Regions from separate parts of the Mus musculus genome. Here region 1 is linked to region 2. A link is a loop called in an ENCODE intact Hi-C map of the cell type or tissue named here. Cell type or tissue: heart. All regions are shown on one strand. Each heading gives the region's core, and the rest is flanking DNA. Links, peaks and the distances in the headings are about the cores only.

Region 1 (14,679 bases), core at 4,237-12,236, 83 kb before region 2:
ATGGTGGCTCACAACCATCCGTAATGAAATCTGATGCCTTCTTCTGGAGTGTCTGAAGACAGCTAGATTGTACTTACATATAATTAATTAATTAATTAAAAAAGCAACAGCAGCAGTAGTAGCAAGCAGCTATGCACAGTGGCTTATGCTTTTAAATCCATCATTCAAGAGGCCAAGGCTCGGGCTGGTGAGATGGCTCAGTGGGTAAGAGCATCCGACTGCTCTTCCGAAGGTCTGAAGTTCAAATCCCAGCAACCACATGGTGGCTCACAACCATCCGTAATGAGATCTGACTCCCTCTTCTGGAGTGTCTGAAGACAGCTCAGTGTACTTATATACAATAAAAATAAATAAAAAATAAATCTTTAAAAAAAGTTTCAACCCTGCCTGGGATATAGAGTGAGATTCTGTCACAAAACACAACATGACAAAACAAAGTAAGACAAGCTAGGACAGGACAGTGAGCATGTGACGGGTTGAAGCAAGAGACTCACAAGTCTGAGGCCAACCTGACTTGTGTTCCATAAGCCTCAGGCAGTCTTGGGCTACAGATAAGACCTTGTCTGGGGAAGGAAACACGGGCCACAATGCACAAATAGAATCTGCTGAATTCTACAACAGACCCTGGAAGATTTTTTTAAAGCTTCAAGCTTCTTCGATGGTCTTTGTTCTCACTGCAGATCCTCCTTGCAAGTCCCACCCACCTGGCAGCTTTCATGTTCCAAAACCTGAACATCAGGAACCACAGGCCGGGGTGCAGGATCGCACCCATCACCTGGAACACGGAATATTTGGCACTCCAGCGAGAGCAAGCAGACTGCTGCTTCACTTACTTCAATTTCGGTAAAGCTAAACTTTCCTGAGCTCTCATAGAACCCTATCCTTTCCGCCTCTATAGGCACAGAAGTCAGGCATGCTGGTTCTACCAGGACTCTTCTCTGAACAAGGGGTTACGAGATCTCTGTTTCTGACTCACTGACTCTAAGTAGTAGGAATAGGTCTATAAAAAAAAGCATTTATTTACCCGTTTTAAACTCTAATACAAAGGCAGTTGCTACCCAACTCCATAGTGGAATCAATCACCGCATGCTAGCAAGAATGATTAATTTCCCCCGGTGGTGGTGGTGGCGCACGCCTTTAATCCCAGCACTCGGGAGGCAGAGGCAGGCGGATTTCTGAGTTCGAGGCCAGCCTGGTCTACAAAGTGAGTTCCAGGACAGTCAGGGCTATACAGAGAAACCCTGTCTCAAAAAAACAAAAACAAAAACAAAAAAAGATTAATTTCTTCAAACCAGACATTCATAAGAAAGTAACACAAAAAGCCTAATGTTCACTATGTTAAAGACAGGTTCTGAGCCAATGCTGGTGGCTCATGTCTTCAATCCTAGCACACTCAGGAGGCAGAGGCAGGCGGATGGAGTTCCAGGACAGCCTGGTCTATAGGCTTTCTAAAACAGCCAAAGATACAGAGACCAGATCTCCCCCCCCCCCCAAAAAAAAACCTCTGAAATCTACTGTCTACCAGTTCGCTACAGAATGAACGTTTTTATGGAGCAGTTTACAGTAAAACCCATGTGGGTTGCTGTCTGCTTCACATGAACTTTATCTCCTTGGGGCTTTACAGACCTGACCCAACTAAAAGCCCACACCCCCTTCACAGAAAATTACTTCCTTAAGGCTCAAAAAAGGGTTCAAACAGATACAAAAAGAGTGGATTTATTTGGCATCCTCAGGCTATGATGTGAAAAGGAACATTTTTTGAAATAATGGAACAAAAACAGCAAACCAGAGAGTAGTGGAGAAGATACAGGAGAGAGGGCAGCCCAATGCAGACTGAAGAAGCTGAAGCAGTCCCTAAACTGCAGAGGACAAGTCCTCCCACCAGGAACATACAATGTGCCAAGTATGGTGGGAGCACTTGGGAGGCAGGCAGAGGATCCCTGTGAGTTCAAGGCCAGTAGAAGACAGACCACCATCTGCCTGCTGACAGCAGCTCCTGTTCTAACCTCACCTCAAAGGTTACCTTACTGAGGATGGTAGTTCACTTTCCCAACCAGATGCTTTCACACAAGGTCCTCAAATCTGGTAATAAGGGAGTTTAACGGCATTATAGCTAGAAACAAAACTTAGGATGCTATGAAGTCCAGAAACCCAGGGTTGAATGAATACTAGTGTGGCTGTGGCTCCCGTGAGTGTACCTACCTTATATTCCAGGCCAACAGGTGACAACTGTAAACTATCCCAATCCGTGCCTTACACTTTACACCCCACTCCACAGTAGCCAGTCAATTAAAGGCTACAACTTAGGACGAAGACTATCAGGAAGTGGGACAGAGGTGTGGCAGAACTCCTGCTGGCCCGGATTTGTGTCCACCATCAAGTCTTTCCCTTCAGGCCCATCGGAGCCGGAAGCTCAGATGCACTTACCTCTGAGGGGGGATATACGGAGCGCACACGGTCGGCAGGACCGCACAGGGCTCAGCCAGTGTTTTCTTAGCCTTTTTTGCTTTTTTCCTGACCTTGGACGTAGACCTGACCGTTTTGACTGAGCTTTCTTTTCGACACACACCATTTTTCATTTCAACATCTCCATAAATGTTCAACGGCCTCCGGGTACAGCCTGGAGGCGTGTGGACATCACAGTAAGCAGTCTTTCTGACAGAGAACGTGGCGCTGCCTCCAGTCAGCTCCTTCACAGGCTCCATCTTCATGTATAGGCCAGCCTTCTGGGCACATGTCACATGGAATGCTGTGTAGCAATTTGCTTTGTGGCACTGAATGCAGGCACCCACGCCTTTCTGCTTACAGAGGTAGCATGTCAGTTTCCACCGGGCAGGAGGGATGTTCCTCACACCGTCAATGGGCTCAATGAATACCGTGTTGGCAAAGCCAACCTCTGGGATCCACAGGGCACATACCACGTGGCCCCAGCGGTCATCGTCTGTCTTTTTGAAGGCACCGCCCTTATTCGGGCACAGCACGCAATCCGCAGGGCGGGCCCGAGACTGCAGGCAGTGGCGGCAAAGCCACTGGCCCTCGGGGATGTAGGGTACCCCATAGCACTCCTGGTGCACAGCCAGGTTGCACATGTCACAGAAGAGTATAACGTTGCTGTTCTGGCACTCCCCGTCCATGCAGATGCAGCAAACAGCGTCCTCATCTATCAAGGACTGCTGCTCACCCTGCTTCTGGTTCTCACAGTAAGACTCCTTCTCGAAGCGGTCCATCAGGAACTCAAACATATTCTGTGACACGGCAGAGACGCAGTCACCCTTCCGCTTCTCATTGATGATCTCTAGCCAGGCGTAGTCTTCCTCATCCATGTCGTACTCTACCTCGTTGTCCAGCTCCTCGGCTGACTTCTCGATGAACTTGTAGTACACAGGGGGCCTCCTGGGTGCAGAGGGAGGACTGTACTCCACAATCCGCACCTTGGGCTCGGGAAGGGCACTGGCTGACGCCGGTGTGCCGTGGGTGCTGGGCAGGACTTCATTTTTCTTTTTGACTCTGTTGTTTTTGTGACGCTTAGTTCTTAAGCAAACAGGCGGCCTCTCGCTGTTCTCCTTATTACTGTTACATTCACTCATTTCCTGAGCAGTGAGGTCATCTTCTAGTATGATCTCCAAGGGATCAAAAATACTGATCCGATGCAAGCGCCCTTCGATTTCTATCTCCACCATCCTTTGAGCTTGTGCGTAGGTCAGTGTTTCTCGAGTGGGGGAGTGTTTAATACTGCACGGGGAAGAAGGATGCCTCGCTGCAGAACCTCGATGGCATCGTCCTTTCCTCCTCATTTGGCAATGATTACCTAAAATAAAGTCAAAGGAAAAGTTACCTCTATGCAGGATGACAGAAGCCTTCAGAGAACTACAAAATGTGCTTGGGTAGCACTAACAAATCTCCCGCAAACAAAGCTCAGAGTTTAAAGGCTCTGAAGAAGACTTCCAAACAATGTCTCACATTTCAGCAAGCCTCTCCCTCACCACACCCAGGTAAAGGTACAGATAAGGCCGGAGACAGCAGGAAGCTGCAGCCCTCAGGGTTCCTGCTGAATAGCTAGGGCACAGGTGCATTCCACCCACAAGACACCTCTTTAGACCAAGCCAAAAGTAAGCCCCAAACAGCAACACAGTCTCCAGAGTTAAGAGCGAGGCCTCTCTCCTACAAGTATAGATTGTTTTTCTGCCAGACTTCACAGCAGAGACCTGTGGCCACAAAGCAGCCGCCTACTGGGCTGTGGCCACCTACTCTTAGCAATTCCTAAGCAACCTCCTTTCTTTCTCACTACTGCCCAGCAGAGCGCTCCTGGGAACTTTCCTGCAGGGGCCCAGAAGCTTCCATAAGTCAACAGCATAGAGTAGTCCATTCTTTCCACAAACACATCCTACACAGGACTAAAGGGAACGCTGAGCTGATCTGTGGGATATTTTTGCCCCAAGAGCACAGTGTAGCTTTCAGGACACCTCAGCAGTGACCACCTTGGAAACTGCCGTGGGCACCACCAGCCTTTCCCTCTCATTAGGCCAGGACCTGGGTATGCTAAGCCACATACTCTTCAAGCAAACCTAGCAGTGGGCAAGATAATCAAGGGCCATCTCTGCTCTCTTCCTGACACACCTGAAAATGCTCAGTTCTTGCTCCCAAGAAAGGACAGGTTCCCTCAAACCACAGCCTGCAGTGGCCTCCCCGCCACCCTTTATCTCTGGCTCACACGCCTGAAAACTTCAATGCAGAGATTTGCTCATTTCCAGGATGGACAAAACCAGGGCGCCAAGAGCCTATATTCGCATTCCTTGTAGTGGACTCTGACATGCCGTGGTATCTATGGACCTTATGAGCAGACAAGCCCACTCAGAACCACTGGGCAAGCAGAATGAGCACATGGAGCATCAAGTGCCAGGAGCACTCGCTCGCGCCCCTCCAGCTCAACAAACCTATTTTACTGACAAGAAGTAGAGTTAGACTGACTCCCAAATATACCAAGTTGAAATATCAGGATAGTCCAGAGGAAGGGCGAGAGAGAGAGAGAGAGAGAGAGAGAGAGAGAGAGAGAGAACGCGCGCACCAGAGCCTGAACTCACAACTCATAGTTATCTTACTAGTCTTTGGGAAAAGCCCTCAAAGAGCAGACTTCATGTTTTAAGTCCCAAAAGGAAATCTCTACAATGCATTTTTAAAGACAGACTTTACAAGCTGCAGAAAGCCACATTCTATACTATCTCTCTATGAACAAGAAGAATATGAAGACACTGTAGTCAGCCAGACCCCAATGCACCTGCTTCTGAGGCACTTCCAGGTGCCTACTCAACACTGGATTCTCAGGAAACTGTCAAAGCAACCCTAGCCTGCCCTAGGCCTCTAGTGGCATCCCTAAGTCGAGATAGGTGCAAATCCAGGTGTCAGCACCATATCCTTCCCAAAAAGAACCACGGGCAGAAGCAACAGCTCCCAGATTAAAGACAAACATGTAATTTTCTCCTCTCCAGTAAAGTACTGTAGCCAGCCTGTCAAATCCCACATTCTTCTAGTGAGCACTGAAGGACTGTCTTTAAACCACTTTTCTACAAGAACTGAACCTAATACTTAATGGCCACAGCTACTCTGTAATTTGAAAAGGTAGTTGTGACCAGGGGAAAGCGGACATGTAACAGTACTGCCCGGCACAGTGACCAACAATCTCATCTACTTCCTCATTTTCATATACCCAGCACTTTACCCCTCTGGCTCTATGCAGGAACAAGCATCTCTCCACGGAGGAATCAGCAAAGGCAACAAGCATGCTTCTCCAGAAATCACTGGGCTAAACGCATCCTAAAAAGCTTTGCCGGCAAAACGAGGGGAAAGACTCCATGCTCAAAATCAGCTCCGTTCATTTCCGGCCCGGTTTGCGGACAAGCCATTTAAACTCTTCCTAGCTTCCACCCCTCACCGTAAAAGCACACAGGAAAGAGACACACCTTACTCTAAGGTGACCATCCGGAGAGAAAAACACAGACTCAGGACAGTGCACGCGACCCAACAAGTGATAAAACAGTAACTAAGTAATAGGGAAATTCTGTAACTACTTGTTACCAGATGACAGATACTCTAAAACAGTCGCAGCTGGGTGAAGTGAATGTCCTCCATGAAGGGGGGCCGTTTCCTAGGTGTGTGTAAGTGTGTCACAACTGCAGGGCACCATGAGGAGCTGCGTTTTCTGCAAATTAAGCGCACAGGAAAGTTGCTTCTCTCCTAAAGGCCCAAGAAAGCCGCGCACGCGCGCTCGTTTCTCGGCGTTTCCTGCACTCATCCACGGAGTTGTGGCGGAGCTGCGGGCTTGCTCCGGAGATACCAGGCCCCGCTCCACTTAGGAAATCTTCCGAGCCCGTCCCTCTTCAAGGGAGTTTCCTGTCTTGGCAAAATAGATCGGACCGATCTGTTACATAATGCGACCCGCTCCGCACCGCCAAGGCTACGGGCGAGGACGTGGGCAGACGCCACGAGACCCCAGGCCTTCCGCCTCCTCCGCTGTCCGACGCCCGGCCCCTCGGCCGCCCCAGCCGCCCAGACAGCCGAGCTGCCCAGAGCCCGCCCGCCCGGCCCGGCGGCCTCCCCGCCTACTGAGCCCTGCCGATCGCTCCATTCTCTTGGCCGCGCCTCCCGCGCCGCGGCGGCCTCCTTCTACTCCTCTGTCTCCCCGACCCCGCCGCGGCCTCCGTGTCCCTCTCCGCCCCCACCCGGCTGCGGCCTCCGCCTCCGCGATCTCGCCGCGGCCTCGCCTCCCGAACCCGGCCTCTTGGGCGAGCCGCCGGCACCGATCTCCGGCGTCCCCGGCCGCGCCGGCTCACGGCGGCGCACGTCCGCCCGGCCTTCTCGGTCCCTCCGGCTCCCGCGCCCGCCAGGCCTCACGGCCTCGGGGCCTCGCCGCCCCGACTCTCCGGCCTCCCCGCCCGCGGACAATGCGGAGCCGCCGCTGCCGCCTCCAAACATGGCGCCTGCACCTCCGCCCCGGCCGGCGAGGCGGGCGGCGAACGGCGACCGTCAGACACTCACCTTCGGGGGCGCCGCGGCCGCGGGAGCCCGGCGGGCGGGCGGGCGCGGAGGCCGGCGCGGCCGAGGCGGCGCTAATGGCGCCGCGGCTCCTCCGCCAACGGCCGCGCAGCCGTGCCCCGCCGGGCTCCGGGGCGCGCTCGGCCAGCGGCTCCGGGCCCGCAGGGCGCCGCGGCTCGGGCGGGGTCGGCGGCGCCGGCACGGCCGGCTGAGGCCGGCTCGGGGCCCGGCCGGGCGGAGGACGCGGACGCGGAGCTGCTCGGACGCCTGCCGAGGCGCTGCTCGCTCCCCAGCGAAGCAAACAATGCGGCGAGCGCTCCGCCCGGCGCGCTGCGTGCGAGACGCGCCCCGCCCGCCGCCGCCACGACGCGCGCCGCGCCAAGCCGGGATAAGGGGGCGGGGCGGGACGCGAAGGAGAGAGTGGGGTGACCAGGAAGGGTGTTAGGGTGGGGATCCGGATGGGGGAGGAGTGCTACAAAAGTGGGGTGACTAGGAGGAGAATTCTGGGGGAGACAGGCTAGGGTTCCTGAGGATGAAGGACTGCTGCTGTAAGAGAAGGGTAACCAGATGAATGGTGTTTACTATGGGGTCAATGGCACTGAGTAGAGCAAGAATGCTGACCCTAGAGAGCCAGGTGGAGTTTCCTGAGAGTGCTTGCTTTCCAAGGGAGTGGTATTTTGAGAGAATCAAGAGATGCATCCTAAGGGGGGGAAGTGGGGTTCTGATAGTGTCTGGTGACCAGCGTGGTTCACGGAGGATGAGTTAGGAGGGAATGGAAATGAGGGCCGTGATGGAGGGGATCACCAAACAAGGGTGGATTTATTTGAGGAATAAATGGCTAGGACTGGGGAACCCTAAGGTGGCACTAGAAAGGCATTAACAAGGGCACGAGGTCAGTGGTTGGGTAGAGGAGGGTATGGAAAGGACTTGAGGATGACTAGTGACTGGGACAAGTAGTAGCAATCTCAAACTATGGGCAGCCAGGTCTGGGGGCATGCCTCCAACTCAGGCTTTCCTCTTCTTTTCTTTCTTTCTGTCTGTCTGTCTACCTTTCTTACTTACTTTGGTGGTGGTGGTTTGATTGTTTGGTTGCCTGATTTTTGGTTTTGTTGTTTTGAGACAGACTCTCACTATGTAATTCTGACTGTAACTCACTATGTAGTCAGAGATCGGCCTCCCTAAAGGCATGGCCCACCACCCATGACTTAGGCCTTCCTCTTATAAGCATTGTACTCATAGAAGTATTTAAGCATTGACATCCCTACCAAGGAGCTGGTAACACTTACAGCAGTGGTTCTCAACAGTCCTATTGCTGCTGATCAATGCTGTGATGGCCTCCAGCCATCAAATTCTTTCACTTCTACTTTATAACTATAATTTTCAATACTGTTATGAATGTAAATATCTGATATGCAGGACCAAAAGGGTTGTGACCCACAGGCTGAGAACCTCTGCTGTAAAAGGCTTGAAGATTTTGAAATCAGGGCCCTTTGGGTTGGTGCTTAGGGACACTGGTCTTACTCTCCAGCTTGTTCCGTCTACTTTGTCCTTAGTTTAAAAGTTAGTGGCTTCTAGAGAATTTTCATTATGAGACTCATCTGTAAGTATTTTGAAATGGGGGTGAAGACTGGGTAGTTCTTTGGTTGCCTTGGAAGGCTTATGACAGGTGTCATGGTGATGAAGCACTAGTCATGTGCCTGTGACATTAGCCTGGACCTCTCAGGTAAACAGAAGAGCTTTTCATTCGTGAGCAGAGCTGCTCTCCTCCCCGCCCATGACAGGCAGGGCAGGCTCACAGCTCAGGATGTGGCACCAAACAGTTATTGGGACAAGGCAGACTTGCTCATCTGTGCCTTGCAGCTTTTGGCTGGCCACTACTCTTATCCCACTGTAGCCAAACTATGGGCTGGAAAATAGTCATTTTGTTGTTGTTTGTTTTGTTTTTCAATACAAGGCCCCTCAGTATATCCCTGAACTTCCTCTGTGGAGCAGACTGGCCTTGAACTCAAGAGATTTACCTGCCTCTGCCTCCAGAGTCCTGGGATTAAAGGCAATTGCCCTGCTGAAAAATAGTCTTTAAGGGTAAGTTAATTCTGGAGCCACTCCCGAGCAAGGCCTCCTGTTTAGCTAGTACTTTCTTCATGCACACCACTGAGCCATGGTAGGGGTACCCTGTGAGGCCTGAACACATCTGCCGCAAAGCCAGGAACTGTAAATGCTGCCTCCTCTACAGAAGTCCACTCATCTGAATCTAAGCATCCCAGGACCGTGAAGAACAAGCAAGATGAGCCCTCAGCCTTCTCTCTACCTCAGGAAAATGAAATGCAAACCAACGAGGGAAGGACCTCCCACCACACAAAACAAAAGTAAGACACTGTCTCAGAAAAGCAAAGATGAAAGGACACAACAGCTTCAAGAGCAGGAAGGACTGAGGGAGAGGGGGACTTCTCAGGCAAAGCGATTCTTAGTAGGCTGGAGGGATCCCACAGACTGGCATGAGACCAAGACAAACTGCAACTTCAAGGACTAAAGCAACCGAAAAGCTATCAGAGAGGAAAGGCCTTCATTTTTGGTTTGTTTGGGTTTTGGGGGGGTTTATTGGTTTTTCTTGTTTGGTTGGTTGGATTTTTTTGTTGTTTTTTGTTTGGTTTTTCCAAGACAGGGTTTCTTTGTGTAGCCCTGGCTGTCCTTGAACTCACTCTGTAGACCAGGCTGGCCTCAAACTCAGAAATCCGCCTGCCTCTGCCTCCCATGTGCTGGAATTAAAGGCATGCACCACCACACCCAGCTAATAAGGACCTTCTTTATGATGCCCCAGATAATGTTTGTAGAAGGAATTAACTAAAATTCTAAAAGAATTGAACCTAGCTAGAATTCATAAGACAGTAGAAACTAGTGTTCAAATGAGACAGCACAAGAAAGATGGATTCATAGCCTATATATAGTCAAGTTTACTGAAACAAATATCTTTTAAAATCCTAAAAGATACATGTTAGCAAAATTAAAAGTGAATTTAGTAGCAAGACGTGGATTTCAGCCAGAAAACCAGTTTGGACTGTTAATGTCAGATAGTATCAAAAATCTCAGTCAAACTCTGTTGCACCTGTGAAGAGAAAAAGCAACAGGAAATACAAATACTGTGATGTTCTTACATTGTATGATTAAAGCACTTTAAAATCCAAAGAAGGGGGGAGGGGGGGTGGTGACGCAGGCCTTTAATCCCAGTACTGGGGAGGCAGAGGCAGGCAGATTTCTGAGTTGGAGGCCAGCCTGGTATACAAAGTAAGTGCCAGGTCAGCCAGGGCTACACAGAGAAACCAAACCCTCTCATAAAAACAAAAAAAAAAAAACAAAAAAAAAAATCCAAAGAAAATGGATTATAATGTTAAAATATATAATATTTAATGTCAGAATTTATAATGTCACAATTTCCACCTGAAACATAAAATGTGACTTACAGCTTTCAAATGTAAGAAAAAGGTAGAAAAGTCAACAACACTAACAATCAGAAGGACAAAGGTAAAAGACTAAATAAAGGGCAGGGCAGTGCTGGCTCACACTTCACCCCCAGCCCTTAGTCTCTAGGCCAGCCTGGTCTACAGAGCAAGTGCCAGGACAACCAGGGCTACACAGAAACCTTGTGTCGAAAAACAACAGCAGCAACAAAAGAGACTAAAGCATGGCCAATAAGAAACATGGCATGAGCCGCCATTCTATTGTGTGTACATACTCCTAGCACTGTGATGAGAATGCACAAATAGTGTTAGTTTGGGAGCAGACCAGGCTACCAAGAGGCCCTTCTGGGGCAGGGGATAAGAGATGGCATGAATAGTTCAAATAAAGAAATATGACTCAATTAGATTGATCTGTCAGTTTTTTAATCTGGTTGGTTGGTAGGTGGTTAGTTATTATTGTCCACTTTTTTTTTTTTTTTTTTTTTTGAGGTAGTGTTGGTCTCAGTATCTAGCTAGCCTGGAACTCCTCCTGTATAGCACAGGCTGCTCTTAAACTAAAAATCTTCCTGCTTCAGCCTTTGCAATGTGAGGAGAGATTACAGGCACATGTGACCACGCTCAACTCTTTTGTGTTATCTTTTTTAAATTCTTTATTTTTTATAATAACTAGTGACTTTTAATTGATTAAATTCTGTGTATATGTGTGGGTTTGCACATATGAGCCCAGTGCCCAGAGAGGCAGTAAAAGCCTGGAGCTGGGATAACAGGGGTTATGAGTTGTGGGATGTGTATACTAGAAACCATGTTAACCTCTCATTCTAGTCTAGCAGATGATTCATGCCATCCATCCCCCCTTCTGTAACTTAACTGTGAGAAACGTCTATGCATCAGTCCCCCTTTGAGGCCATCTCTGGCCTCCATCAGGCAGAAACCTGGCCTACCCCCATGTATGCACCATTCAAAAGCTTGGTTTTGGAGGTGTCACTGCTCCTCAGAATACCCCTGCTTCAAGACAGAACAGAGCAGGGAACAGGACATTAGTAAGTTTTTCAAATCTGTTTTCTGGCACAAATAAAACCTTTCTTTAACTGTGTCCTCACAAAACAAAAGAAATGCCTCAAGTAACAGTCTAGTCCTTTTTTTCCATTGAGTCTGGAGAATTTTCCATCGGATGTTTGCTACAGTGTTGCATTGGTTCCCTTTCTTGCTGCTGTGACAAAATAACAAAAGCAACTTAAGGATGAAAGAGCTTACTTGGGCTCATTGTTTAAAGGTGCGGGGGCATCATGGGAGGGAAGCTGGTCATGCTACACCCACAGACAAGAAGTTAAGATAGTTTTTATTCAGTGTCCTCAGCCAATGGACCTGTGCCTCCTACAGTTAGGGGTGGGTCTTCCCATCTTCCTTACCCTGATCTAAACTCTCTCTCACTGCAGTGCCCAGAGGTTTGTCTCCCAGGTGATGATAGAACCTGTAAAGTTGATAATACTGAGCACTGTAGACAGCTTACTCTTTTGTTTTTTGGTAGAATCAATCTGGCTGTCCAGGTTAGCCTAGGACTCTCTATGTGTAGCCTAGACGAGCTTTAAACTTAGCCCTCCTACCCCTGCCTCCAAAGTGCTGAGATCACTGGAATTGCTACCATGTCTGGCTTATAACCTTTCTTCTTAACAAAAATAGAATGATTTACATAATTATGATAGAAATCAGTTGTCCTCTTCACTGGGAAATCAAATTTTGTATGTAACCAATGCCCTACATTAAAACCTTTAAGGTCAGCTGGGCGTGGTCACGCACGGCTTTAATCCCAACACTCAGGAGGCAAAGGCAGGCAGATTTCTGAGTTCGAGGCCAGCCTGGTCTACAAAGTGAGTTCCAGGACAGCCAGGGCTACACAGAGAAACCCTGTCTGAAAAAACCAAAAAACAAACAAACAAAAAAAACCCATTAAGGTCTTAACTTTCTCATGAGTCACATGGCATGCCCACCATAAAGGAACAACGTTTAGAGTACATTTGTTTCTCTACACCACCCTCAGACCCACACTGGCCAGGCACCTGTACTCTGACATACAAAGGCCCAGCCCTACACAAAGAAAGACATGGTCTGGAAAGGCAGGAACCATGGTAGCCAGTGAGGCCAAGGAGGGGATGAAAACTCCCCTACCATGCACAGAGGCTATAAGCAAACTTGAAGACTAGTTTGGCTCGGTTTCCTAATCAAGGGATAGAAATGCAAATGAGAGCATAGCTTGGGCATAATTGATGCTCAGTCCTACATTCCTCATGATGACATCTTCAAACAGAGCTGATATTCCGGCCCTGGTCTTGCGTAATTCATGGCTTAGATATACCACTTAAGAAGGAGGTTCATCATGTTAATTGCCACCTCTTCTTACAGGGCCGGTGTGCATGAATCAGGTCAGCATACAAGGAAACTGTCTTTCCTGGTACAACAATAACCCTTGAAGATTATCATCACAAATAGGAACTAATAAAGCTTTTCTAGAATTTACAATTAGGCAAACAAGCGGCATGTGTCTTTTTTCAACAGCAGATTGAGTGTTGTCCAGCAGACTTGCCAGGGGAATTTTCTGACTCCTAATTTATGCATCTTGCTGGACCATTAATTATGGTCTTTTACAAGTCAGTCAAGGTAGGCTTTTAACTTGCAGAAAACAGATGGCTAAGTTAAATGATTCTTGTCTGCGTGCAAATAAATTCAATAGTGAAACACAGAAAATTATTTTTGCCTAGGGGAAAAGATGATAGAAAAACGGCAGTGTGATGGCCCTGAAGGGCTTTAACAGTTTTACTTTGTAATCTAGGTTAGCAAACCTCCTCACACACGCTCTGTGTCAGCCATTGTAAATGCCGCTCTTCAGTCTCATGAGGTGGTTTTACCATCATGTGCTGGCTTTGCTCACTGGTGATTAAACAAATATCTGACTCTACTTTGCTTTAGAGTTGTATGAGTCACGTTTGTAAGTTCTTGAGAGGCATTCCTCAGCAGAGCATCTTCTCTAAGAAGCCCAGTGGGCCTCTAGGATGCTATAACCCCTTGAAGACTCGGCTTCAGCCTTTATCCCCAAATTGCTCTGTTGTCTCCCTCCACTGTAGGAAGAAGTGTGTCTCATACAAAGCTGTTTTAATCAATCAAAGTCCTGAACCATGGCCTGGTTTGGAAACAGTTTTCACAGGTATAATCAAGGTCCTATCATTAAGCCAGGCCCCACGCCTGTGCCTAATATCCTGTGGGAAAGGGGAAATTTTAGACACAGACATAGTGGAACAAAGACTGCAGTGATGTTACCGCAAAGCCAAGAATGCTGAAGGACTGACAGCCACCAAGAGCTCGAAGACCCAGGAGGGTGTGGCTCTACAGACACTCATTTCAGACTTTTGGTCTCCAGACAGTGGGACAACAAATCTCCTTTTTTTTTGTTAATTTGATTTTTGATTTTTGATTTTTTCGAGACAGGGTTTCTTTGTATAGCCTTGGCTGTCCTGGAACTCACTTTGTAGACCATGATGGCCTCAAACTCAGAAATCCACCTGCCTCTGCCTACAGAGTGCTGTGATCTGGCATTTTTGAAGACTTACTGGATAGATTTAATAGCAAATTAAACATGACATAGGAATGAGTCTAGATTCTGAATTGGAGGATAAGGTCATAAAAATTGCCCAACTGCACAATAGAGAAAAAATAGATGGAAAGAAATTGAACATAATCTTAGGGATTCATAGAACAATTAAAGATAAATCTAGTTTTTGACAGGATCTGCGTCCTGGAGACCAAGAAGAATCATGCAGCTGAGAAAATATTTGAAGATCCTATAGGAGAAACTTCCCAAAAAACCAGCAGAGACGTGAACCTGCACACTCAAGGTTAGTGAGGTCCACAGAGAACAGACCCCAAGGAACCCATGCATGTGTCAAAGATAAACTTCTGAACTGGACACCAAGCATCTGCAAAGTGGACTCAGGAAGATGGTACCCTGCCTGCAGCGAAGAGCAGTCTCGGTGACAGCACTTCTCAGCAGAAGCCACTGAGCCCAGGAAGATGTGGGCACTGCTTCAAGAAAAGAACAGTCCCCCAGGAACCCTCTACTTAATGAGAGTCCTTCAGATTGAATGAGAACAAAAAGAATCTCTAATTATGGAGGAACAATGGGGGGATTGTGAGAACCTCACGC
Region 2 (14,679 bases), core at 2,190-10,189:
TAGGACAGAAATGGCATGTTCTACTGCTGCCAAAGTTCAGATAATCTTGTTTACATCTTTAAAAAAAAATAAAGGGGCCAGGCGTGGTGGCCTTTAATCCCAGCACTCGGGAGGCAGAGGCAGGCAGATTTCTGAGTTTGAGGCCAGCCTGGTCTACAGAGTGAGTTCCAGGACAGCCAGGGCTACACAGAGAAACCCTGTCTCAAAAAACAAAAAAATAAAAATAAATAAATAAATAAATAAATAAATAAATAAAGGGGACTAGAGAGATGACTCAGCAGTGAAGAGTGAATACTGCTTTTTCAGAGAACCCAAGTTTAGTTCCCAGAAGCCACAAGGGAAGGCTCACAATTGCCTGTCACAATTCTTGGGTATTCTTCTGGACTCTATGAGTGACTACAATCATGCACACATATTTCCACACACACAGACACATACATGTATATATGCATAATTAAAAATAAAATAAAATTTAAAAAAGGATTCTTGGGGGCCAGTGAGCTGGCTCAGTGGGTAAAGGCACTTGCTGCCCAGCCTGATGGCCTGAGTTCAATCGCTGAGACCGACATGGTGGTACGAAAGAAATGACTCCCACAAGTTGTGCTCTAACCTCCATATGTGCATTGTGGTAAGAACACACACACACACACACACACACACAGTTAAGTGTAAAAAAAAAAAAAAACAAATCTCAAGGGTAGAGGCAACAGTTTAGTAAAGAGCTTTCCTTGCAAGGGGGAGGCCTAAGTTCTATCCCAGAACCCACAGAAAAAGTCAGGTTTGTGGTGAGTGCCTTTACTCTAAGTGCTAGGGAGATTAGATTACGAAGGTGGATGTCTGTAAGTTCGAGGCCAGCCTGGTCTACAAAGTGAGTTCCAGGACAGCCGGGGCTATGTAAAGACCCTGTCTCAAGAAACCACCCCACCCCCACCCCACCCCAACACATCCACACCCACACCCATCCCAGGTATGAGGCTGAAGCAATTACATGGTAGCTAACACCTGTCCATAACTCCAGTTCCAGGGGATCTGATGCCCTCTTCTGGCCTCCATGGGCACCAGGTACACGTGTAGTACACAGGAAAACATGCAAGCAAAACCCATACACATAAAGTAGAAATAAATATATCTTAAAAACAAACCTAGGAACAAACCAGGTGGCTAATCTGAGGGATAACACTGAGGCTGATTTCTGGATGCCACACAATATGCACACACCAAGTTTCAAACTGACACACTTGTCATTTTAGCACCGTGGAGGCTAAAGCAGGAGGAGCTCAGATATGAGGCCAGCCTGCGCTATACAGTGGGTGTGATGGTTTGAATAAGAATATCCCCCAAGGGCTAATACATTTTAATATTTAGGTTCTAGTTGGTGGACAGTTCAGAAAAGATTAGGAGGTGTGGCCTTACTAGAGGGGGTGTGTCAGTGGAGCTGGGCTTTGAGTTTTCAAATGAGCCCACACCAGGCCCAGTCTCTCTCTCTCTGCCCGCTGCCTGCAGATCAGGATGCACCAGGCCCAGTCTTGGTTTGTGTCTGTCTGTCTCTGTCTCTCTGTCTCTCTGCCTGCTGCCAGTAGATCAGGATGTACCAGGCCCAGTCTTGGTTTGTGTCTGTCTGTCTCTGTCTCTCTGCCCGCTGCCTGCAGATCAGGATGCACCAGGCCCAGTCTTGGTTTGTGTCTGTCTGTCTCTGTCTCTCTGCCTGCTGCCTGCAGATCAGGATGCACCAGGCCCAGTCTTGGTTTGTGTCTGTCTGTCTCTGTCTCTCTGCCTGCTGCCTGTAGATCAGGGTGTAGCTCCAGCACCATGCCTGCCTTCCTGCTGCCATGCTTCCTGCCACAATGATCCTGGACTAGCCTCTGGAACTGTAAGCCAGCCCCAATGAAAAGTTTCCTTCTACAGCTGCCGTGGTCATGGTATGTCCTCACAACAGCACAGTAACTAAGACAGGAGGATTTTGTCTCAAAATACCAAAACCCCAAACTGAAAGAAATACACACAGGCAAACCAGAGATGCCAACTTGCCTAGACAGAGAAGCCCTGCTGGGATGGCGTGTCGGAGCACTCTGGCCACCGTCAGTCTTCTTTGGTACAAGGTCAGCAGCAGCGCAATGCCCAGCAGCATGGCCAGCTCAGCCCTGAAGCCAATGATGACGAAGGCTGAGAGCCAGACAAACAGGGCCCACCTCCGCTGCAGCCAGGCTGTGAGGGCTGGTAAGACTGCAAAACACGAAACGCACGATAAGGGGGCTCGCTTTCTTATAAAACACCCCCCCAAGTCACTCTGCGGGGGCTGGAGTGATGGTTCAGCAATTTAGAAACTGGCTGTCCTTGAAGAAGACCCAGGTTTCACTCCTAGCACTCACAGGGCAGCCCACAGCTGTCTGTAACTCCAGTTGCAGAGGACCTGATGCCCTCTCCTGGCCTCTGAAGGTACTGTACACACATTATGTGCTTAAATACATATGGAATACTCATACATGCAAAAACTTAAATAAATAAATAAATAAATACATACATACACTCTAGAAGCTGTTCAGCACTTCAGAGTTTAAGGCAGGGGGATCTAGCATTTAAAGCCAGTTTGGACTACATTGTAGGACTATGACCCAAAATACTAAAACCCAAAATATACACAGACAAACCCGAGAAGCTTGCTTGCCCAGACAGAATGTCTGCTGGGCTGGCACGCAGGTGCTTCAGGGTAGTGTTCTCTAGAAGAACCAGCCCTGAGTACAGAGAGGCCTGCTTCCAGAGGAAGAGACCCTGAGCAGTTTATGAGGAGCCCAGGAGGTGGGGGACAATGCCAGGAGCAGATGTGTGTACACTGTGAGGAGTCAGAAGGCAGAGCCTGAAGCTACATACCCACAGCCAGGGCCAACACGTTGGGGAGTGTCCTCGTACAGTAGAACATGAGATGAAACTGTGTGGCTGATATCCAGCAGAACATGACAGCCACCGTGGCTCCGAACTGCTGTCTCACTTCCTTTTGTAATGTCCAGAGTCCAGAAATCACACCAAGCCCAAGGACTCCTCTGACTAAATGAAATGAGCAAAAAAGTCACTGATGTGAATGACTCAACAGGAAACACAGATGAAGCCAGTGTCACTTGCAGTGGCACTCAGTGACAATATGCAAGACACTACATAGGAGCTCACATCTGTACCAGAAGTGGCCATGGGGCCTGTGTGTGGACGGAGACCCACACAAACCACGCCTCTGACTTCCTTTCAGTCCCACAGTCCTGGCTGGCTGGCTGCTGAAGTATGTCATGAGGACTTTTGTGGAGTCTAAGGTACAGGGCCTGCTTGCTTGTCCCAAGTCTGGCTGCAAGGCTACAGTGAGTCCAGCCAACCCCCACCCTACCCCATCCCCACCCCACCTGTGACCATGTGATGTCACAGCTCTTGCCCCTGTGAGGCCCTTACCTATCAGCTGAGAATAAAATTTGGATACTTCTAAAAGCGAGAGCACATAAACCACGGGGCTGGAGAACGCTGCGATCACCAGCGGCCCGAGGAACGTCCTAGGAACAACTCCAGGAAACTCGTGGTGGTCGTACTGCAGGGAGAAGAGTGGTCAGCGCACAGGCTGGGCAAGTGAAGCAAGCGTCCGCTCACTCGGTGCAGTGCCTCACCTTGTCTATGTCCAGCTGGTGGTACAGGAGGTCATGTGTGGCCTGAAGGTTGAAGCTCTCTTCTACCTTGGTGTAGGGACATATAACCAGGTGGATGGTGGCTACAGTGACCAGCAGCCCCAGAAGCGGCCATGACCGCTTGCCCGATGACTTCTTGCCAGCCATGTAGAGCTTTGAACTTCATGCGCCTTCACAGAGACACAGACAAGGAACACTGTTACCTTACACGGTCAGACATTCCTAAGACGTGGCTTGAGGTCACACAGGTAAGATGTGGAGGAGAGGAAGCACAAGACCCCTTGAGATGGCTATTCTGTCAACTTGACAACATCTGAAGTTAACTAAAACCCAAGCAGCTGAGTACCCCGGTGAGGGATTGTTTATTAAGTAAATCTTCTGAAGTAGGAAGATCCATCTTTGATCCGGTCACAGCGTCTGCTGGCAACCTCTGTAAAGGACATGGAAGAAGGAAGCTTGCTCTTGGTCTCCTGGCAAATCCATTCCTTCACTGGCAATGGTTCCTGTTTCCTCAGGACCCCAGTGTATACTGAAGCCCACCTGAGGGAAACATCCAGCCTTGTACACTGAACAACTACTGGATTCCTTGACCTCCCACTCATAGGCAGCCGTTATTAACTAGCTAGATCAGTCTGTAAGCCACTCTAATAAATCCCATGCATGTGTGTATGTATATATGTGTATATATGCATGTATGTCTGGGCATCTGATTCCCTGGAACTGGAGTTACCGGCAGTTGTGAGGTGCTGTGTAGGTGCAGGGAACTGAGTTTTGGTCTTCTAAAAGACCAGTCAGCATTCTTAACCAGAGTCACCTCTCCAGCCCCAGCCCCGTGAAATATAATAATGCTCATAATTCCTATGGTCTCAGTTAGGGTTTACATTTCTGTGATAAAACACCACACCCAAGAGCAACTTGGGGGAAGAAAGGGTTTATTTCATCTTACAGCTTACGATCCAAGGAAACTAAGGGCAGAAACTCAAGGCAGGAACTTGGAGGCAGGAGATTAACGTGGATGGAGGTCAAGAAGGAGTGCTGCTTACTGGCTTGCTCCTCATGGCTTGCTCAGTCTGCCTTCTTATGGCACCTATGACCACCAGCCCAGGGATAGCATCACCCACAGTGAGATGGGCCCTACCACATCACCAATCAGGAAAATGCCCCACAGGTATTCCCCAGCCCTGCGCAAAGGCATATTATAAAGACTTTAGTGAGTGTAAATAAGCCACAGCGTGCACTTGCTTATTCCAAGTTCGGTTGCAAGGCTACAGTGAGTCTGGCCAACACTCCACCACGTCTGACTATGCCCAGCTGAGTTAGACCCAATAAAAAGTCCTGAACTGAGAAAGTGTGACGATTGACTAATTAGGTTATAGAACAACATGTACATAAAGTTCCCAACCTGGCACAAAACCATACTGGGGTACAGTGATGCACACTTAGGATTCCAGTACTTGGGAGGCTGAGACAGGAGAAACAAGAGGTCTAGGTCAACCTGGGTAACTTGTTAAGAGCCTGAAGCCCTGGGTTCGGTCCCCAGAACCGGATAAACCCCAGGTATGTAAATATATGTGTGTATCCCAGCACCTAGGGGGTAAGAGGCAAGAGGACTAGAAGTTCAAGGCCATCCTTGGTATTGAAAAGGATGGGGAAGAGGCCAAGCCATCGAGGGAGGCAGCAGTGCGAGATGCGTTGCTTCAGGGACTCCAACTTCGCTGCTTCAACTATCTGCTCTGCAGACCTTTGAAGGAAACCCAAGCTTTAGGGTGGGCTATTACCCACAGAACTCACCCGATCCTCCTCCTTCCTCACAGCCACAAAGGGGTGTGTGTTCTGCTGAGGACCAACAGCAGCTATTTTCTTTCTTTTTTGTTTTTTTGTTTCTTTCGAGACAAGGTTTCTCTGTGTAGCCCTGGCTGTCCTGGAACTCACTCTGTAGACCAGGCTGGCCTTGAACTCAGAAATCCGCCTGCCTCTGTCTCCCAAGTGCTGGGATCAAAGGTGTGCATCACCACCGCCCGGCTAGCTATTTTCAAAGACAACAGGAGACCAGGGTGAGCTGGACCGCTCAACCAGGAGCAGAAACAATACAAGGGAGTTATTCACCAGTACATAAAAACAACTTATCAGCCGGGCGTGGTGGCGCACGCCTTTAATCCCAGCACTTGGGAGGCAGAGACAGGCGGATTTCTGAGTTCGAGGCCAGCCTGGTCTACAGAGTGAGTTCCAGGACAGCCAGAGCTATACAGAGAAACCCTGTCTCAAAAAACCAAAAAAAAAAACAAAACAAAACACCTATCACAGGAATGGGGGCAGCTGCAGGGAAGAAGAGATGCTAATGGCTAAGCTCCAGGAGCCAAGCTCCAAAAAGCTATACTGCTCTTCTGAAGGTCCTGAGTTCAAATCCCAGCAACCACATGGTGGCTCACAACCACCTGTAATGAGATCTGATGCACAGAGCAAGCAGAGGTCGTAAATTCAACTCCCAACAACCAGATGAAGGCTCACAACCCTATGTACAGCTACCGTGTGTACTCATATACATAAAATAAACAAATCTTTAAAAAATTAAAAGCTATACTCTTCGCAAATGTGGCGTGGAGGAGGAGGGCATCTCAGATTAGGGGGTACCCTTCAAAGATCCTGTCGTCCCTGTCCATTGTGATTCCAAAGCTTCCAAGGGAACTGTGGGAATCATTCGTTCAAATTGTGGCTTTAACCTGGAAGTGTTAGCTGGTGTAGATGAACTTACTTGTAAACCAAAGACCAGACTAAACTGTTACTATTTATACAATCAGATGTTCTTTAAAATACACATAGTCCACATCTCCTCCTCCTCCTCCCTCAGGTCACTTAAAGTTCGGAAGGTCATTGTGAACTCACTGCCTGAGGCCCCTGAGGAAATGTCGACCACTGGGGCCCCCTCAACCACACTGAGCAGGACCCAGATGTAGAGCTCTGTTTACGGATGACAGCTCCGGGCGCCAGGTGAGGAGGATGGATGAACGGTCCAGGCCTCGGGCGAGATGTCCCGCCCCCAGGGACACGCTCAGCCTCTAAGTGACAGGTCCATCCCCGGGTTGAGGAACTCAAAGGCCGTCACGCGCGCTCGGGAGAACCCCAGCTTCGCCACCTCCCGCCCGAGTACACCAATCCCGGCGACGCGCGCTAACCTCTCCTCTCCGCAGGACCCCGCGGAACTGAGCAGACTGACCAAGGCAGGAAGCCGGCTGCGGAAACCGGGCCCGGAAGCCAAGTCTTTGCCCGAACTTGACATGGCCACCATTGCCCAGGCTGGCGACCGCAGCTGGCGCTTCCCGCCCGGAGAAAAGATGGCCACTCGTGGAGGGCGGGGCATGGGGACCCGATAGAAGATTACGGTTCTGCCTCATTCTCGCGGGACGCTGACCCGGGGCCTTCTCATTGGTGGCTTCTCGTGGCGAGCCTCAATTGGTCCACATCAGGCAAGGGGGATTCCTCCGGCCAATAGAAGCGCGCGGGGTGAAAGGTGGGCGGGGCCTCGGCGACGCAGTCAAGTAGCCCGGGGAACGGCCGGCGCGCGGGCCGGTGGGCGGAGGCTCAGACTCCGCCGCAGTTCTCGGTGGGTCGCCGGGCAGCCCTCCCGCCATGCACCTGCTGCTTGCAGCCGCGTTCGGGCTGCTGCTGCTGCTGCCGCCGCCCGGGGCCGTAGCCTCCCGGAAGCCGACGATGTGCCAGAGATGCCGGACGCTGGTGGACAAGTTCAACCAGGTGGGCGGGCGGCGGGGTCCGGGGCAGCGGCGCTGGGGCAGGGGCTGGCGGCGGGGTTCACGGTAGCCCATCGAGCTGGTGCCACCTCCACTACAGGGGATGGCCAACACGGCCAGGAAGAATTTCGGTGGCGGCAACACGGCGTGGGAAGAGAAGACGCTGTCTAAGTACGAATTCAGGTGAGTGTTCCCAAGAAGTGCGAGGATGTGCGGTCGCGGTCTGTGAATCGGTGGTCAGACCTTGGGGTCGGTGCAGACCACCGGCACACGGAGGAACCCCTTCGATGGTGGTGGACACCTGTCAATGGTCGTCCCTGCCTCTGGCCACTCAACTGGTCTGTGGTTTCCACACTCCCTACGGCCACTTCTGTGCGCACAGACACTGGAAGGCTTTTACACACACGCACACGGGCCTTTTGGAAACTCAGACTGGAGCCCCTCGCCCTCCTAGAGACTTCTGGCTTCCCTGACTAATGGAATAAGCTCCCTTTCTCATGCTGTAGGGATGGAGGGGCCTACCATTCCTGGGTCCGCTGCACACCCCCCGGTTAGCCTCCCCTTACTGACTAACCTTGCCTGTGGTTGTAGAGACTCTCCTCTTCGCTAAAGTAGTCTCTAGGAGGGACATGTGTAAAGTGAGCAGACTGGTGCTTTGGGGTGCTGGTGCTTTGGGGTGCTGACAGATTGTGTTTCAGTGAGATCCGGCTTCTGGAGATCATGGAGGGTCTGTGTGACAGCAGTGACTTTGAGTGCAACCAACTCTTGGAGCAGCAGGAGGAGCAGCTAGAGGCTTGGTGGCAGACACTGTGAGTGCCTGGGACCCTGTCTTCTGATCTCGCATTTTGCAGTATCTTCCCAGTAGAGAACCTAGAGAAGCAGGAAATATCCTACATCCCCATCCCGATTTACCCCTGCGCTGCCACCATCTCTTAGAAGCTTCCAAGGAGGTCCTGTGCACACCTGACCCTTGCTTCCCCCATCACATAGCCTTGAGGGCGTGGACAGTGCCTCCTAGCCCGAATCACCTGAGGTCCTTAGTTGCTTCAGCCTGAAGTTAAGAAGTGAAAATTGGAGTGGTTAAGCCTCACTTCAGCGCATCGTTACTGTCTGGCTATCACTGTTAGTTACTGATCTCTTACTACACCTAACTTATAAAGTCAACTCCCCCGCTGATATGTTTGAAAACGCCTGTGCTATATTTAGGGTTTGAAACTGTCCAAGGCTTGGAGCATCCCCACTGAGCCGTGCGTGCCTCCGGGCCAGCGTCTCGTGGGATTTAATGACCATTTCAAAACCCTCAGGAAGAAGGAGCACCCCAACCTATTTGAGTGGTTCTGTGTACACACACTGAAAGCGTGCTGTCTTCCAGGCACCTACGGGCCAGACTGTCAAGGTACACCCCCCCCCCCCCCCCCGCCCCTCCGGGACATCCGAGCCTGCATCTTTCCCATGACTCCTCTCTGATGCCCTTCTTGTGTTTAAAAGCACAGAGGGAATTTGAACTGCATGCTCTTTCTGTGGAGTTGGGGAACCCTGCCTCTTTCCTCAGATACATAGCTGTCCACCCCTGCTCTGGTGCTGTGAACCTGGGCCATAGGCTCCCGCATCACTGCTGACTTCTGACTTTAGGGAGTTCTCCTCTTGCCCTCATGAGTGTTCAGGGGGAGGGATCACAGTCTCTCGAGCTCCTCTGTACTGATGGGAGTTGGGGGTGGTAAGCATTCTTACCTAGTCCTGGCCCCTTCTCTGAGGTGACCCTTGAGACTGGAGCCAAGTCATGTTGATCAGTCGGGCTGGATCCGGTGACAGAAGTTTCAGTTTCAGGCATGCACGTGGGCTGAGCTGGCTCTTGTTCCCTTCTCCCTGACTGTATGCTGAATACAACATTGGATTTTTCTCTCTCGGGCACATAGTGTGTTGTCCCATAGCTGGCTCCCCACAGGTGTTCTAGTGTTAATCCTGCCGGTCCCAGGTGGTCAGTGTCTGGCTCTGGCCCTTTCCTTCAGCTTCCAGGTCCCTGTTCCCTCAGCAGGAATTGGTGCCAGGTTTAGATTGTAAGGGACCCCAATGGCTTTATGCTCCAACCCCAGGGGCATGCTCCAAGCAAAAGTTTATGTCTTCCAAGAGTGCCAGGGTGGGTCCGAGAGGCCTTGCAGCGGAAACGGCTATTGCAGCGGAGACGGCAGCAGACAGGGCGACGGGTCCTGCCAGTGTCACACAGGCTACAAGGGACCACTGTGTATTGACTGCACAGACGGCTTCTTCAGCTTGCAGAGGAACGAGACCCACAGCATCTGCTCAGGTAAGCACCGGCACCCAGAGTCTGGCTGGCTTGGGTGATGGAGAGGCTGTGGGGAGCAGCCCTCTGCTGAGGCTGCATAGCTGGGAACAGAGTGCCTCCTGGCCCCTAACCCCATATCCGGTGCAGGAGGCCTGGCAGTATGGGCTTTCTGAAGTATCCATAAGCTACCCTGGAAGGGAAAGGTACTTGCTTCTTAAGCCTTCCTGGGAATGACTTGGTGGTTCAGTGCCTGTGTGACAGGTTCTATCATGCCTGTATCAAATGCCCTTGGTTTTATGACCTAGCACCTAGTAGTTGGCCGTATTCCATATGATCACCTGAAATGATGACATGGCTGTCCCAGAAGGGTGGACAGGTCTTTCAGTTTCCTGCCAGGTGGTTTTTGAGACGGAGGCAAGATACAGAGGCTGAGATGTATCTGTAGTTGATCGAACAACTTCTCAGAGGGAACAAGGACTTTCTGTGCCCACAAGACATGGCTACGAAAGGGAACCAGGACCCTTGGAGGCTACTCCTGAGCACTGGCCCTCCCACGCCCTCGCTCTCACCAGGGTTGTCAAGGTTACCTGGGCAGCTTCTTTCTGAGACTGAGGTCAGCTCTGCCTGTCAAATCAGTCAGCGGAGCACAGGCCTTGCCAGCCTTCTAGGCTGCCATGGTTGCTGCCTGCACAGGGCAGCATCCTTGGTTGAGTTCACTTGATGTTTTATGACTGTGAAGGAAATAGTCAGCAGTCCTTGTCACTGACTAGAGGGACGCTGGATGTGGTGACATCACACTCAGAGTTAAGTGCTGCTGTTTTCTTGGTTTCACCGCTTTTATTTTCCTGCCAATCTTAAAAATCCTCCTTCCTGAAGGAAGGTTTCCTCAGTGTGGGAGGCAATGAGACCCTGTTCCCAAAAGGGCCCTCCTGACACAGCCTTTGCTTTCCAGCCTGTGATGAGTCTTGCAAGACCTGCTCTGGTCCAAGCAACAAAGACTGTATCCAGTGTGAAGTGGGCTGGGCACGTGTGGAGGATGCCTGTGTGGGTGAGGCGCATACCATGGAGATGGGGTGGGGAGAGAGAGTGGGGGGTGGTTCCTTATGGGGCGACCCGACCATCCCAGGGAGGTCTGACTCCCTTCTGATGTCTTTCATCTCCGTCCCACTCGGGGCTGTGGAAGGCCACTCTTATGGCCGGCATGTGGGGTTTTTAGAGGGACTCAGACTTGTATTAAGCCAGTGTCCCCACCACAGCTGGTAGTATCACAGTACCAGGAGTGTGGCCCTGCTGTTTCTGGGCCCTTGCCCCTTTCGTGCAGCAAACCCTGTACTAAGGCCCTCAGTGGAGCTGCTACAGGCTTGATCTTCCGAGCCTCAGGTGCCCCTTGCCCAGCCTCTTCTTCTATTCTAGTTTTGCTTTCACCCTCTGCAGCTGCTTGGCCTTAGGCAAATTCAGAACTCAGCCAAGCTGGTCTAAAGCCTTGGGGGATGGGGTGGGGGGGTACTGAAGGAAGAGATGATCTGAGCTTGTGTGGAGGCTCAGGTGCTCACATTCCCGTCACACGGGTGGTGCCTCAGCCCTGCCACCTCTGCTCTGCTCTGCTCACAGCCTTGTTTTCTTCCAGATGTGGATGAGTGTGCAGCAGAGACATCTCCGTGCAGCGATGGCCAGTACTGTGAGAATGTCAACGGCTCGTACACATGTGAAGGTGACCAGAGTGTTGGGACCTGTGGTCTCCGTAGGCTTCTCTCTTCCTTCAACATGTGTGACTCGGATGCCCTTGGTGTGGTTTCAGGAACCTGAAAGTGGCGACATCAGTGGTGGATATGATGCAGAAAGCCAGCACATCTCCATGCGTCACTTATTTTGTACATCACAGTAGCCTTGGCATGCGCTGCTGCCTCTGGCTCCTTCCTTGGCATGCAGAAAGCCAGCACGTCTCCATGCAGCACTTACTTTATACATCACAGTTGCCTTAGCGTGCGCTGCTGCCTCAGTCACATCAGTCTCTCCCTTGTAGGGAAAACTCTACATACTCCATACAGATCCATATAGAAGATCTCTCTGTGTAGTCCTGGAGCTCACTATGTAGACCCTGCTGGCCTTAAACTCACAGACATTCTCCTGCCTCAGCTTCCTGAGTGCTGGGATTAAAGGAGTGCACCATCACACAACCAGCCTTGTTCACAGTCTTTGCTTTCCAAAGTTGCCAGTCAGGGGTTATGAGTATTTTAGGGTCTTACGTGATTCATAGAGTGGCAGGGATGAGGTTGCCACCCAGTGTCTACAATTCTACTGGGTAGTACAAGCAGGCTGCAATGTCCTCTGTGACACTGGACTGTGATTGTAGAGCCTGCAGTCTATGCTTAGCTGTTCTTATTTGAGGTCTTGGTTGGGGAAACAGACTGTCACTGGACTTGAGGTGGCTTTGTTCTTAAGTTCCCCCATGTCAGTAGGGTCTGCTTTGTGGTGTGATACTCTTGCCTCACCAAAGTGGAAGTGGTCTGACATCTTCTCTCTGTGTCTCTAGACTGTGATTCTACCTGCGTGGGCTGTACAGGAAAAGGCCCAGCCAACTGTAAGGAGTGTATTGCCGGCTACACCAAGGAGAGTGGACAGTGCACAGGTCAGTGAGCTGTCTGCTAGGGATGAACTTTCTGGAAGAAATACCTCACCTGCCCAGGGGGCCCTTGTCCATGGGAACCCCTCCTAGACAGTGTGGTGCCAATTGGAGCCACACTTGCCTGAGTCCCTATGTCACACCAGCTTCTAGGGGTCTTGGCTGTCACCTCCACTATCTTGGGCACTGCCAAGGGCACTGGGCTTCCTATCTTACGATGAGATGTCTCTGCTCTGCCGTTGAGGCCTGGCCACCAAGGCCCATGAAGCTCTCAGCACCTTACTGATCTCTGGTGGGCAGTCATGATCCCATCCTGTTGCTCTCATTGATAAAGGAATTGTGAATGAGCAACTTGCGTAGTAGAAGGGGTGTGTGTGTAGTCACTTACTGAAATGAAGAATTTTCATTTCAGATATAGATGAATGCTCACTAGAAGAAAAAGCCTGTAAGAGGAAAAACGAAAACTGCTACAATGTTCCGGGGAGCTTCGTGTGCGTGTGTCCGGAAGGCTTTGAGGAGACAGAAGACGCTTGTGTGCAGACAGCAGAAGGCAGTGAGTGGCAGAAGGCAGGGAGTCGGGTGGCTTGCCCTGCTCAGGGCTGGGACTAACCAGATGCTTGCAAAAAAAGCTGCTAAGTAAGAAATTAACACAGAGTTGCCCTGGTGACAGCAGAGGACAGGTGAAAAGTTTGTGCAGTGCACACCCAGGGTCATGGAGGAGGAGGGCTCAGCAGGAGTGAGAGGGGCCATACAGAGGAGGGTTTGGTTAGTAGCTTCAGGTAGGATCTGAAGGCGGTTGTGGAGAAAGGAAAAGCCAAGTGTGACAGCTCCAATGACGAAGACCAAGAGCAGAGTGAGCAGCCTTGTTGAGGCACCAATCCCCCAGGATTCCTAAAAGAGTGATCTGGGGTTCTGGGACCCCAGCCCGAGGTCAGGGTCTGTGGCTGGCTCCGAGGCTGTAAAACAGGGTCTGTTCAGTCCTTCCAGAACCTTCCTAGTCCTTGTGTGGTCTCTATGTGTGCAAGCCTTCCCTTTTCATAAAGATACCACCAGTCATTCTGGACAGGACCCACCCTGATTATTAATTATCTATAAAAGACCTGTTTCTAAGCCAAGCCACATAAGTGCTAGCCAGGTCAGCCCTTCTTGAGAGAGACAGTTCAGTTTGACAGACCCTTGGGAGATATAGAAATTGGGAACAGGGGGTGCTCAGTGGCTAAGAGTAAGAAGAATTTCCTAGAAGCCCAGTCCGAGCAAACGGTTGTGCATCCACACCTGGGCATACTGTGGTCGTCTGAGTGTGCTGTGGTCGCCTGTGGTTGCCTGTGGTCAGTGAGATGCCAAGGATGAGAGGACCTTTGCAGCCAGAGGACAGCATTGCCTACCGTCGACTTCTGCCCTCCACCTCATACCTCTTACCTCACTACTCAGCCTTGGCTAAGACTCTGGAGTGCCATCCTAAGCATCCTAGTGAATGTTGGGGCTCACCCTGAGCTGTCCTTAGAAAGTTGCTAGGTCAGGGGGAAGGCAGGGTGCCATCCCAGGGCGTGAGCCCACCAGTGGGTACTGGGGTAGCAGTGCTCATCCTCCAGCTGCCTGCCCACCCAGCCTTGAGGCACTAACTCAGTGACCTTCGTGTCTTCTGACAGAAGTCACAGAGGAAAACCCCACACAGCCACCCTCCCGTGAGGATTTGTGACGGGCATCCGGATTCAGAAGCCAAACTCACCCTTTAAGTTATTGAGAGGATACCTATAGAAAATGTGGCCCATGGACATGAACCCCATTTCTCCAGGAAGACTTCAGAGGGAGAAGCTGCGTACTCGGACACAGCTGATGCTCACTTGGCCCTTTCAAAAGCTGCATTTCTTGGTGGTTCTTACACAGATTTGTATATTTTGATATTGTTCTTTATAATAAAAATGATCATTGAAGGTCACCAGGAACAGGACGTGTTGGTTTGTTTCATTGAGAATGTGGGCATTACCACTAGTCAGTTTGTACCTGTCCTGCCAAAGCTGGGAGATACATGGACGCATGTCTTCCCATGAGGATCAGGGAGATAGTTGGACCCAGGGCTTCCCATGAGGACTCAGAGGGAGATAGATGGACGCATGTTTTCCCATGCAGACTCAGAGGGAGATAGACGGACACACATCTTCCCATTCGGACTCAAAGGGAGATAGATGGACCCATGTCTTCCATGAGGGCTTAGAGGGAGATAGATGGACACATGTCTTCCATGAGGACTCAGAGGGAGATAGATGTACACACATCTTCCCATGAGGACTCGGGGGCGGGGGGCGGGGGGAGATAGATGGACTCATGTTTTCCCATGAGGACTCAAGAGGGAGAGAGATGGATTCA

What was found. Hi-C counts contacts between places; a loop is a spot of excess contacts. Peaks named below come from ENCODE experiments on the same cell type or tissue, not always from the same donor. Only the 100,000 strongest peaks of a DNase experiment are listed, where the experiment ranks them.
Region 1: a loop joins it to region 2, with 8 times the contacts of the local background. A loop is called at or near these places in 4 of 42 quality-filtered maps.

Annotation. Positions count from the first base shown.
Region 1 is chr15:88,726,897-88,741,575 of GRCm38, forward strand. Brd1 (bromodomain containing 1) reads right to left here and starts at 7,323. Exons shown (of 13, transcript NM_001033274.3): 1 at 7,033-7,323; 2 at 2,428-3,808. The coding sequence starts at 3,794. Gm41377 (a long non-coding RNA gene) reads left to right here and starts at 7,225. Exons shown (of 3, transcript XR_875560.2): 1 at 7,225-9,111; 2 at 9,263-9,395; 3 at 12,885-14,679. In heart, for the core only: no CTCF peak of the experiment used is centred there; DNase peaks (open chromatin) are centred at 6,525 and 7,405; H3K4me3 peaks cover 3,285 bases; H3K27ac peaks cover 2,541 bases.
Region 2 is chr15:88,812,426-88,827,104 of GRCm38, forward strand. It overlaps Alg12 (asparagine-linked glycosylation 12 (alpha-1,6-mannosyltransferase)), which reads right to left and starts at 6,893. Exons shown (of 10, transcript NM_001142357.1): 1 at 6,833-6,893; 2 at 3,642-3,829; 3 at 3,433-3,565; 4 at 2,869-3,042; 5 at 2,029-2,223. The coding sequence starts at 3,806. Creld2 (cysteine-rich with EGF-like domains 2) reads left to right here and starts at 7,221. Exons shown (of 10, transcript NM_029720.2): 1 at 7,221-7,409; 2 at 7,506-7,588; 3 at 8,104-8,214; 4 at 8,710-8,801; 5 at 9,534-9,710; 6 at 10,642-10,737; 7 at 11,317-11,400; 8 at 12,223-12,318; 9 at 12,725-12,865; 10 at 13,962-14,256. The coding sequence starts at 7,287. The coding sequence ends at 14,011. In heart, for the core only: a CTCF peak has its summit at 2,416 (motif pointing left); DNase peaks (open chromatin) are centred at 7,076, 9,245 and 9,619; H3K4me3 peaks cover 2,929 bases; H3K27ac peaks cover 1,969 bases.